Regions from separate parts of the Homo sapiens genome. Here region 1 is linked to region 2. A link is a loop called in an ENCODE intact Hi-C map of the cell type or tissue named here. Cell type or tissue: natural killer cell. All regions are shown on one strand. Links, peaks and the distances in the headings refer to the core of each region. The heading gives the core; the rest is flanking DNA. Region 1 overlaps EYA3 (EYA transcriptional coactivator and phosphatase 3). Region 2 overlaps DNAJC8 (DnaJ heat shock protein family (Hsp40) member C8).

The links. Peaks named below come from ENCODE experiments on the same cell type or tissue, not always from the same donor. Only the 100,000 strongest peaks of a DNase experiment are listed, where the experiment ranks them.
Region 1: a loop joins it to region 2, with 4 times the contacts of the local background. A loop is called at or near these places in 5 of 110 quality-filtered maps.

Annotation. Positions count from the first base shown.
Region 1 is chr1:27,989,329-27,994,706 of GRCh38, reverse strand. EYA3 (EYA transcriptional coactivator and phosphatase 3) reads left to right here. Exons shown (of 18, transcript NM_001990.4): 14 at 1,147-1,307; 15 at 4,896-5,010. Among named protein-coding and RNA genes, the nearest start is that of XKR8, 32 kb to the right of the region's middle. In natural killer cell, for the core only: no CTCF peak of the experiment used is centred there; DNase peaks (open chromatin) are centred at 1,256, 2,226 and 3,596; H3K27ac peaks cover 4,594 bases.
Region 2 is chr1:28,197,244-28,202,621 of GRCh38, reverse strand. DNAJC8 (DnaJ heat shock protein family (Hsp40) member C8) reads left to right here. Exons shown (of 9, transcript NM_014280.3): 9 at 1,252-2,344. The coding sequence ends at 1,374. Among named protein-coding and RNA genes, the nearest start is that of PTAFR, 23 kb to the right of the region's middle. RefSeq lists a silencer at 2,628-2,957 and an enhancer at 5,281-5,330. In natural killer cell, for the core only: no CTCF peak of the experiment used is centred there; a DNase peak (open chromatin) is centred at 2,881; H3K27ac peaks cover 2,286 bases.

The sequences.
Region 1 (5,378 bases), core at 259-5,258, 210 kb after region 2:
GCACCAGCCACTGCACCTGGCCAGGGGTAGTTCTTTTCCCCCCGCAAGCTGAAGTGCAGTGGCGTGATCTTGGCTCATTGCAACCTCTGCCTTCCAATCTCAAGCGATTCTCCTTCCTCAGTCTCCCGAGTAGCTGGGACTACAGGCATGCGCCACCACACCCAGCTAATTTTTGTATTTTTTGTAAAGACAGGGTTTCACCATGTTGGCCGAGGCGGGACCTCAGGAGATCCACCCGCCTCGGCCTCCCAAAGTGCTGGGATTATAGGCATGAGCCACTGCATTCAGCCCCAGAGGTAGTTCTCAATTAGAGTTTCTGGGGTTGAAATCAAGATGTTGGCTAGAGCTCTAATCATCTGAAAGCTTAACTGGAGCTGGAGAATGTGCTTCCAATCTCTGACATGTGGCTGATGACAGAAGGCTTTAGTTCCTCATTACACATACCTCTCCATGGGGCTGCTTGAATGTTCTCACGTGACAGCTGGCTTCTTCCAGAGCAAGTGCTCCAAGAGAGAGCAGAAGAAGCCTAGTCTCTGAAGCCTAACACTATCAGTTTTATCACTTTCTATTTATATTTTAAGTATAGTCCATACCCAAGGGGAGCAGAATTAGAAGAGAGGAATATCAAAGAATTTGTAGATATATTTTGAAGCTACCACAGTGACCTATGAACATAAACCAGCCAGCAGATCACTTAAGGAAATATCTGCCATTATCTTACCATTGTTAGCATTTTAGCCTATTTCCTTTCATTATTTTTTCATGTTTCTCCTTTTTACATAGTTGCAATCACTGTGTGTGTAAGTGTACTCACAAAATTTTATATTCTGCTTTTTTCACTGTGTGGTTATTTTCTGTCATTAGTGAAAAAGATGCCTTATCCCAAGTCAACCTCTAAGGAATGCTGGTGCTTGAATTGTTTCTACCTTTCATTCCCTCTCTCATTTCAGTCCTTTCTTTGATAGAAGTAATAAGTGTGAGATAGAGAACTAATGAAAGATAGACTCTGACATACAGAGATTAAGGAAGAAGATCCTTAAAGCCATTGGCCTTATTTATCAGATACCAAGAACCCAACCAAATAGCACTCAAACAAAAACTTTATGCTGTATAAATTTTAATTTTTATTATCTTCTCTCCTTGCAGCAACTACAGTTTCTCAACAGATGGTTTCAGTGGCTCAGGAGGTAGTGGCAGCCATGGTTCATCTGTGGGTGTTCAGGGAGGTGTGGACTGGATGAGGAAACTAGCTTTCCGCTACCGGAAAGTGAGAGAAATCTATGATAAGCATAAAAGCAACGTGGGTGGTAAGTGTGGCATATAACCAGTCTGATTCTCTGTTTCTTCCTGGTTTCCTCCTTTTCTTTCCAGGGATTCCTTAGATTCCCCATGACAACTGCTTATAAATTATGCCACAGTTATATGTTAAACTCTGTATTTAAAAAAATAGAGGTTTGGTTGAAACCTTTTGGGAGGAAGCTCTATATTTCTAACGGGCTTCTCTAAGCATAATTTTGGAAAGTTCTCTTGTTGTCTTTGGACAAATGCCTTTTTAAAGGAAACATGTTCTGTAGATTATGTTTGATGACATGTATCACAACTGCTGTCAACGCTAGTTAATAGGGTGCCACATTTTTTTTTTTGGCTGGTTTATATAACTATCAGGACAAGTTAAGTAGAACTAGCTAGTAACTTTTCGTGGACAGAAATCTAGGTCCAGGATTGTAGGTTGGTAGTATCAATGTGTTGTGATTTAAAGAATCTTGGAAATTCTTTCTGACCAGAAATATTTCAAATGCCAGATGCCACTAAGCCTAAAATTCTATTATTTAGAATTAATTAATCATAGATTGTTTGAATTAAAAGAGACAGAAGTCTAATCTGAATTCCTCATTTTACAGTTGAGAAAAGTGATGTCCATCATAGGGGTAGTGGGGGCAGCTTATTCATGGTCACATTGCAAATTTGTAACCATACCATGTTTGAAATTCACATTCCCTAACTTTTTGGTCCAGTGCACTTTCATGCAGCTCCTTTTATAGTGAGGTACTCTTTTGAGAAAATATTTAAAACTGTAAACCATCACCATCAAAGATACAAATACATACAAAATGTTGCTCAAAGATTCAGGGATTACATAGCCTGCCTAGAGCAGGGGTCCCCAATTCCCGGGCCTCAGACTGATACCAGTCAGCGGCCTGTTAGCAACCAGGCAGCACAGCCACATAGCAGGAAGTGAGCAGGCCGGCAAGTGAGTATTACTGCCTGAGCTCCACTTCCTGTCAGATCAGTGGCGGCATTAGATTCTCATAGGAGTACAAACCCTATTGTGAACTGCACATGCAAGGGATCTAGTTGCATGTTCCTTATGAAAATCTAACTAATGCCTGATGATCTGAGGTGGAACAATTTCATCTCGAAACCTCTCGCCCCCCACCCAGGTCCATGGAAAAATTGTCCTCTACGAAACTGGTCCCTGGTGCTGAAAAGGTTGAGGACTGCTGGCCTAGAGGTATTTTACTCAAGGTCAAGAGCCCTTGTACTATACTATGCTGCCTTACAATATGGCGCAGAAAGTAGGAACAAGACTTTACAGATCAATTTGGTTCATTTCAGTTACAGCTCTCTAATACCAGATAAAAATCATGGGCTTCCAGACTTCAGGAATCTAATTTACTTTTTTCAGATTCCCCTTTTTGTTGCTTATTTCTTCTCATGATTCAAAGCCAGTATTTTTTATTTTGGTAACTCCACATCTTTTTGCATTTTCTTTCTCACAAACATTAGCCTTTCTTTTGTTAGTTTTCATATACAGCCTGAGTCTCTTTATCTTTTCCCTGCCCAATGCCTGGACCTGGTTTCCTGAACAAAGCGATGTAACCCTGTGTGAGAATCCTCTGAGCCTACTTTGGAGAATAGATTAAAATTAATGGCCAGCTGTATGTTTTGTACAATATGAATTGATGAAAGCGCCACATCATGTATTAGTTGAGTATATCATATATAGGTACTGGTTTTGTTGTCGTTTTGTTTTATCCAAAATGTTAAGAGTCATCTAATTCTAGGCTTACATTGTGGAACCATCAATCTGAAAACAAATTATACTCCAGTTCTCCTCCTCACAAAAATGCCATCTGCTTTTATGGAGTATTACTAATAGAATACAGGATTTTTTTTTAACCTTCACTGTAGAAAATTCAGATCCAGATTTACTGCTTGAATATTTTAACTGAAGTGTCTGAGAGCAGGCTCCCATCATATGAGCTCTCTTTTGTGCTTAGATATCTAGTCTTGGGTAGTGTTTTAGTGTCTTATCAGTTGGAGTTGTTTCAGAAGTACAGTATGGAGAATTAGTCATTCAACCTGGAATTTCATGTCAACATGTTCTGAAGCAAGTGGACAAGTAGTCACCATGGAAGTTCTGTGGAGTAGTGGAAAGACTTCTTAAGACCAAAAGCTGCAAACTTACTGTGTAATCTTAGGGCCCTTTTTTTCATTGGGTTTCGTTTCTTTACAGAGAGATTAGAAATGCTAAGGACTCTTCTAGCTGTAACACTAATTTTTCGCACTTTGGTTCTTGATGTCATGTTCTAAGCAGTGCAATTCAAAGTGTGGTCAACCAGTCTGCAAAAGATATGCTATTGGTTGGTGATGAAAGAAGGAGCTTGCACCAGAATCTAAATTATTTCTGTCAGCTGATTTTATTGTTGTTATTGTGTCCCCGTAACAAGATTTTTCTAAAAATTTATCTTTGCCTGAACATCCCCAAAACACTGTGATAAAGAAAGTAAAAATGGCATTCTGGGTAGCACTACTCTAAGGTTTCTCCAAGAAGAGAAATTAAAAAAAAAAAAAATGCCAGGCACGGTGGCTCACACCTGTAATCCCAGCAGTTTGGGAGGCCAAGGTGGGTGGATCATGAGATCAGGAGTTCAAGACCAGCCTGGCCAATATGATGAAACCCCATCTCTACTAAAAATACAAAAATTAGCTGGGTGTGGTGGCAGCTGCCTATAATCCCAGCTACTCAGGAGGCTGAAGCAGAGAATTGCTTGAACCTGGGAGGCGGAGGTTGCAGTAAGCTGAGATTGCACCACTACACTACAGCCTGGGCGACAGAGCAAGACTCCATCTCAGAAAAAAAAAAAAAAAAAGGACAACTGGTCTTATCTTGACACCAAGAACCACACTTCCAAATCCTTGTTCACTCACGCCAACACTGGCCTCCCGACAAATTAGGAGATGTTCAAGGAGAAACACGAGGTTGCCATGCTAGGGGCACCCCATAGCTCTGCTCCCTTGATGTCCTCTGTGATCCACATCTGCAGTGAGACCTCCATGCCCAAACCCTGTTCAAAATGCTCTTCATAAACTAGTGCTTCCTGGGCTTCATAGCATTAGTGTACTGCATGAAGTCTAGGGACAGGAAGATGGTGGGTGATGTGACCGGGGCGCAGGCCTGTGCCTCCACCACCAAGTGCTTGAACATCTGTACCCTGTTCCTCGACATCCCTGTGGTCATTGCACTCATCATGCTTTTCACCACTAGCTCAGTGATAATCTTCCAAGCAATTTCTCAGAAGATAAAGGATCTCCAAGGCCAGTAGTAGAGCCCATGTACTCCACTGCTGACCCTGCACCCTGGGGCTGTTGGTCCTGCCCTTTTGACCCCACCCCTATATACAGCAGTTTATATTCACCTGTCTACAATGGAATTCAATAAAGCACATGTGTTCATGGGAAAAAAATACGTATATGTATATATATATATATAAACATACTCAGTAGAATATTTCAGTGACTCACACTTTTTAAATTGAATTTAGAAGTTGCTTTCTCACTGTCAGCAAATATATGTTGTCAAATGATAAATGTGTCTGCTTTTATTCCTAAAGGTCTCCTCAGTCCCCAGAGGAAGGAAGCACTGCAGAGATTAAGAGCAGAAATTGAAGTTTTAACAGATTCCTGGTTAGGAACTGCATTAAAGTCCTTACTTCTCATCCAGTCCAGGTATGGAAATGGTTCTTTTAGGTCTCATCCTCTCAGCGACATATTCTTCTACTCCAGTTCAGGATAAGCCATTCTCTAAAATAGGGTTTGGGATAGGGGTAGAGAGGAGTTTAAATGATGTAGGGAAGTATTTGTGTTAGGTGAGAAGCAAGGTCATTTTATGTTAACAGCACAACTTCTAGTTTTAAGAGAATATTTATATATGAAATCCTTTTTCTTTCTCCTTACTTTTTGCTCACGAAATTAAAACTCAGTAACCCATAATCTCTTGTCCATAAGTTGGACCTGGTGACGTCAAAGAATACATGGAGGAGATGTTATTACAATGTCCTAGGTACAGGAAGCTCCAAGAAATGTATCCAAACCCA
Region 2 (5,378 bases), core at 166-5,165:
GTGACAGAGCCGTCTCAAAAAAAAAAAAAAAAAGAAAAAAAAAGGCCGGGTGAGGTGGCTCATGCCTGTAATCCCAGCACTTTGGGAGGCCACGGCAGGCGGATCATGAGGTCAGGAGATCGAAACCATCCTGGCTAACACGGTGAAACCCCGTCTCTACTAAAAATACAAAAAATTAGCCGGGCGTGGTGGCGGGCCCCTTTAGTCCCAGCTATTCAGGAGGCTGAGGCAGGAGAATGATGTGAACCCGGGAGGCAGAGGTTGTAGTGAGCCGAGATCGCACCACTGCACTCCAGCCTGGGCAACAGAGCGAGACTGCATCTCACAAAAGACAACAACAATGACAACAAAAAAAACCATGTTAAACGTCTAGCCTCGAGGTCCCCAACAAATGGGGCCTCAGTGTTGTGATGATTATTACTGATTTCGTCCTCCTCTTGCAACCTGCAGCTCATCCTGCGTTCTAGGGGTGCTATGACACTTTCTTGGGCCCTTGGGAGTGGGAAGAAAGCTCTATTCTACTTTTTTTTTGAGACGGAGTTTTGCCCTTGTTGCTCAGGCTGGAGTGCGATGGCGTGATCTTGGCTCACTGCGACCTCCGCCTCCCAGGTTCAAGTGATTCTCCTGCCTCAGCCTCCCGAGTAGCTGGGATTAACAGGCATGCGCCACCATGCCCGGCTAACTTTTTATATTTTTAGTAGAGATGGGGTTTCTCCATATTGGTCAGGCTGGTCTCGAACTCCCAACCTCAGGTGATCCACCTGATGTGTGAGCCACCATGCCTGGCCTATTCTACTCTTTTTTCTTTTTTTCTTTTCTTTTTTTTTTTTTTGATACAAAGTCTCGCTCTTGTTGTTCAGGCTGGAGTGCAGTGGCATGGTCTGGGCTCACTGCAACCTCTGCCTGCCAGGCTCAAGCGATTCTCCTGCCTCAGCCTCCCGAGTAGCTGGGATTACAGGCACCTGCCACCACGCCCGGCTAATTTTTGTATTTTTATTAGACACAGGGTTTCACCATGTTGGCCAGGCTGGTCTTGAACTCCTGACCTCAGGTGATCTGCCCGCCTCGGCCTCCCGAAGTGCTGGGATTATAGGTATGAGCCACTGTGCCTGGCCAGCTCTATTCTACTCTTGGGTTATTCCAGAGGACTGAAGTGGGCTGGGCTACAGGAGGGTGAGTGGATGGCAGACCAGGTTTAGGCCTTTCCACTCATTGACTGGTCTCCTCACCTCAAACTTCTTTTGTACTTAGGAAAGTCGAGATGGTCGTGTGGACAGCTGGCGAAACTTCCAAGCCAATACGAAGGGGAAGAAAGAGAAGAAAAATCGGACCTTCCTGAGACCACCGAAAGTAAAAATGGAGCAACGTGAGTGACCGCCCAAGGTCACAGGCACAGAACCTTTCCCCTGCTATCTCCCTTCCTGCTTCGAAGGACTCATTCTTTCCTCCCACTTCCACCCCAACATAGAGTAGTATTTGCTTTTTAGTCCATTTTGTTTTCAATACGATTTAATATCGATCAGAGTAATTCTTTTGTACATTGAAATGAGGGGCTTGGTTTAAAAAAAGACCTTTCCCTCTCCCTGCCCCTAGAACAACCAGTATTAGAAGGTGCCACCATTGGTGCTGCCTTCTCTTCCCACAGCCTGTAACTCAGTGTTTTGTACTTCACTGAATTGTGATGGTTAGAAACTTCGTGGATAGTTTGTGGAAATCATCCAATTAAACATACTGCTTAAAACAGTGTTGCTGTGACTTCAGAGACAAGCCTGGAAGGGGCACCTTAGGAAGCCCCTTCGCTTCAGTTGCTCGCTTCTGGGTGTGCTCCCTTCGAAGGCCCAGATAAGACAGGGAACACTTGTGAGCACACAGAGCAGCATCTGATGCCCTGTGGTGTTTGGCATGTGCCCCCTGTCTACTGACCAATCAGTGTGGCATGAGGCCCACGCCACCCAAACCTTTCACTTTCCAAAGAGCTAGCCGTCCTCCACCCAGTACCATGTCCTAGCCTGTCTGCATTTGTTAGTGGTAATATTCTTTATGTATAATAAATTTTTATACCCAAGCCATTGATGTACTTTTCCTTGTACTCTCCCTTGTGGGTCCCTTGTCTGGCTTGGCTGAACCCCAAAATGCTTTGGGGTTGGACAGACCTGGCTGAACCTTAGTTTCTTCATCTATGAAATGGGAATATGAATTACTGCAGCAGCTTTTAGGGCAGATTTGCCATGGCATATACAAGGTAACTACCATAGTGCTCCTTGGGTATTGCCAATATCCTATTATTTCTGTGTAAAATGAAGATACTGATTGTTTTGAGGATTAAATGAAGTAATATATGAAAGCGTCCAGCTCACAGTCTATGCTTAAATGTCCTGCTTGCTTTCAGGGACAGAATCAGCCCTCAGGAGGGGCCCAAAGTGAGAAGGGGAAAGGTGACACTTGAAATGTGAAGATACAGGAAACTAGGTGACTCAAAACTAGAGTTTTGCTTTTTGCAATGTCTTGTAGATGAGTAAACAGGCACAATGACTACGAAAGGCACCATGTCTTTTAGTATCATGAGAAGTGCAACTTTCATTTCTCTGTGGGAGAGGACAGAGGCTTGGGTGTCTTACTGTCCTTCCAAGTACCACTGAGCACATCCAAACCACATGTGAAGTAGAGCACAGTGATGAGTGGGTGGGTGGGTGGGTGTGCTTCTGGCTAAAACTGGACCAAGGCAGGGGGAGAAAATGTTTAGTTGCCCTGCAAAAGTGATACATGCCGTGAGGTAATGCAGTCCTGACTAGGGGGGCAGTGATTATCTTTTCTAGCCAAGCAAAGCCAAGCAACCCCATTTCAGTCCAGGATGTGGGTGCACACACCGCTTCCTTAGAGGTTAAGTGGTGGTGGTTCAGTTCAGCTATCTGCAAACTTACCTTTGCCCTCAAGGAGGCTGTGCCAGCAATTAGCTATGGGTGTTAGTTCTCACACTGCTATGAAGAACTACCTGAGACTGGGTAATTTATAAAGAAAAGAGGTTTAATTGACTCATGGTTTCACAGGCTTTACAGGAAGCATGGCTGGGGAGGCCTCAGGAAACTTAACAGTTGTGGCAGAAGGTGAAGAGGAAGGAGGCACGTCTTACATGGCCGGAGCAGGAGGAAGAGAGCGCAGGGAGAGGTGCTGTACGCTTTTAAACAACCAGATCTCACTATCTGGATAGTGATAGATAAGAACTCACTATCACAAGAACAGCAAAGGGGGCGGCCCCTATGATCCAAACATATGGATCATATGACCTCTTACCAGGTCCCTCCTCCAACGTGGGGGATTACAATTGGGCATGAGATTTGGGTGGGGACACAAATCCAAATCATATCAGGTGTGTTTATTCATTGAACAAATATGCTGGTTTAGAAATACAGTGGTGAACACTGCAGGACCCCTGTTGCCTGCCTCACAGCTGGGGCACACGGGCAAGAAGACTGTCCACTGCTCCGAGAAGGGGGCCCTTGATCTCATTTTTAGCAGCCAGGGAATGTTTCCTGAAGAAAGTGGCCCTTTTAAAAACTGGAACCCAGGGGCTGATGCATCAGTTAGGAGTGTTTTGGCTGCAAGGAATAACTGGCAAAAAGAATTAGAGGAATATTTTACTTCCATAAGTGGAGACAGGTGGTTTCAGGTATTGTTCATGGTGGAATCATTCATTCAGTAATACCTCCAGGGAAACAGGCTCTTACTATGCTTCTCCGTCCTCTGTGGAGGGTTTGGCATCTCATAGTTGCAAGAAGTTTCTAGCACCACATCTTATAACAACTACCAAACAGAAATAAGTCATCCAGGGAGCAAAATTTTTCCCAGAAGATGTCACTGGTTAGAAAATGGGTCACAGGGACCCCTCTTGGTAAGTTTGGCTGGGAGAGCTGCGAAGAACAGACAGGCAATATACCAAGCCTTACTCCTTGGGATTGGGCACCTGTTTCCAATAAAATTAAGTTGGTAAAGATGAAAGAATGCCTGCTGGAAAGGCCGGGTGGGGTGGCTCACGCCTGTAATCCCAGCACTTTGGGAGGTCAAGGCAGGCGGATCACAAGGTCAGGAGATCGAGGCCATCCTGGCTAACACGGTGACACCCTGTCTCTACTAAAAATACAAAAAATTAGCCGGACGTGGTAGCAGGCGCCTGTAGTCCCAGCTACTCGGGAGGCTGAGGCAGGAGAATGGCGTGAACTCGGGATGTGGATCTTGCAGTGAGCCGAGATCGCGCCACTGCACTCCATCCTGGGCGACAATGAAACTCCGTCTCAAAAAAAAAAAAAAAGAATGCCTGCTAGAAACAACAGTGTCTGGCACAGAAGGGGTGGGACTTGAGGGAAAGGTGTTTCAGTCAGAGAGAGTGGCATGTGCAAAGGCCCAGAAGGTAAGAGAATAGCCCATTCATGGGACTGAACAACATTTGTTATGCTTAGAGCACAGACGTGAGGTGAGATGAGATCAGGGAGATCGTAATGGCATATTGAGGAATTTGGGTTTCAGTCAGGACATCGTATTTTCCTAGATGGACCAAAGTCTTCCCACTTACTTTCTGGCACATTTTAGTGACAGACCCACTGGGAAGATCAGCAGTGGTCCCAGCCCATTCTCATAACCCTGCTTGGAGCAATCTCTGTGATGACGTGGCTGGGGAGAGGAGTGTATGCTGGGCATTGACTTGAGGCAGTACAGTCAAGACCGGCCTCCAGGGTGGGGCTGTGGCTATGGCAGTGCCATCCTCTCCCACCCCTTCATCCATGAATAGGTTAAGGGGAGCTCTCTGGGTAGGGAAGGCTTGCTGGAGGAGTGCCAGGGCCCAGAAGAAAATGAAAGGCTGGATGAGCCACTTTTCTTGTTTTCTGTAAATAGTGGAGCAGATAGGCTCCCCAGCTGTGGAGCCAACTGCTGGCAAGAGGACCTTTGTGGGCAGAGGTGAGGTGGAAGGAGCCAGCCAGGTATGGGTAGAAACCCGGCATATGGGCCAGTAACATCAACTCTGAGCCTCAGCATCCTGGTATGTAAAGTGGGAACTGCACCTTTAAAATGAAGTGTAGGCTGGGCGTGGTGGTTCATGCCTGTAATCCGAGCACTTTGAGAGGCCGATGCAGGCAGATCACTAGAGGTCAGGAGTTTGAGACCACCCCGGCCAACATAGTGAAACCCCGTCTCTACTAAAAATAAAAAATTAGCTGGGCACGGTGGTGCAGGCATGGTGGTACGTGCCTGTGTCCCAGCTACTTGGGAAGCTGAGGCAGGAGAATCACGAACCCCGGAGGTGGAGGTTGCAGGCAGTGAGCCAAGATCTTGTGCCACTGCACTCCAGCCTGGGTGACAGAGCGAGACTCCGTCTCAAAAAAAAA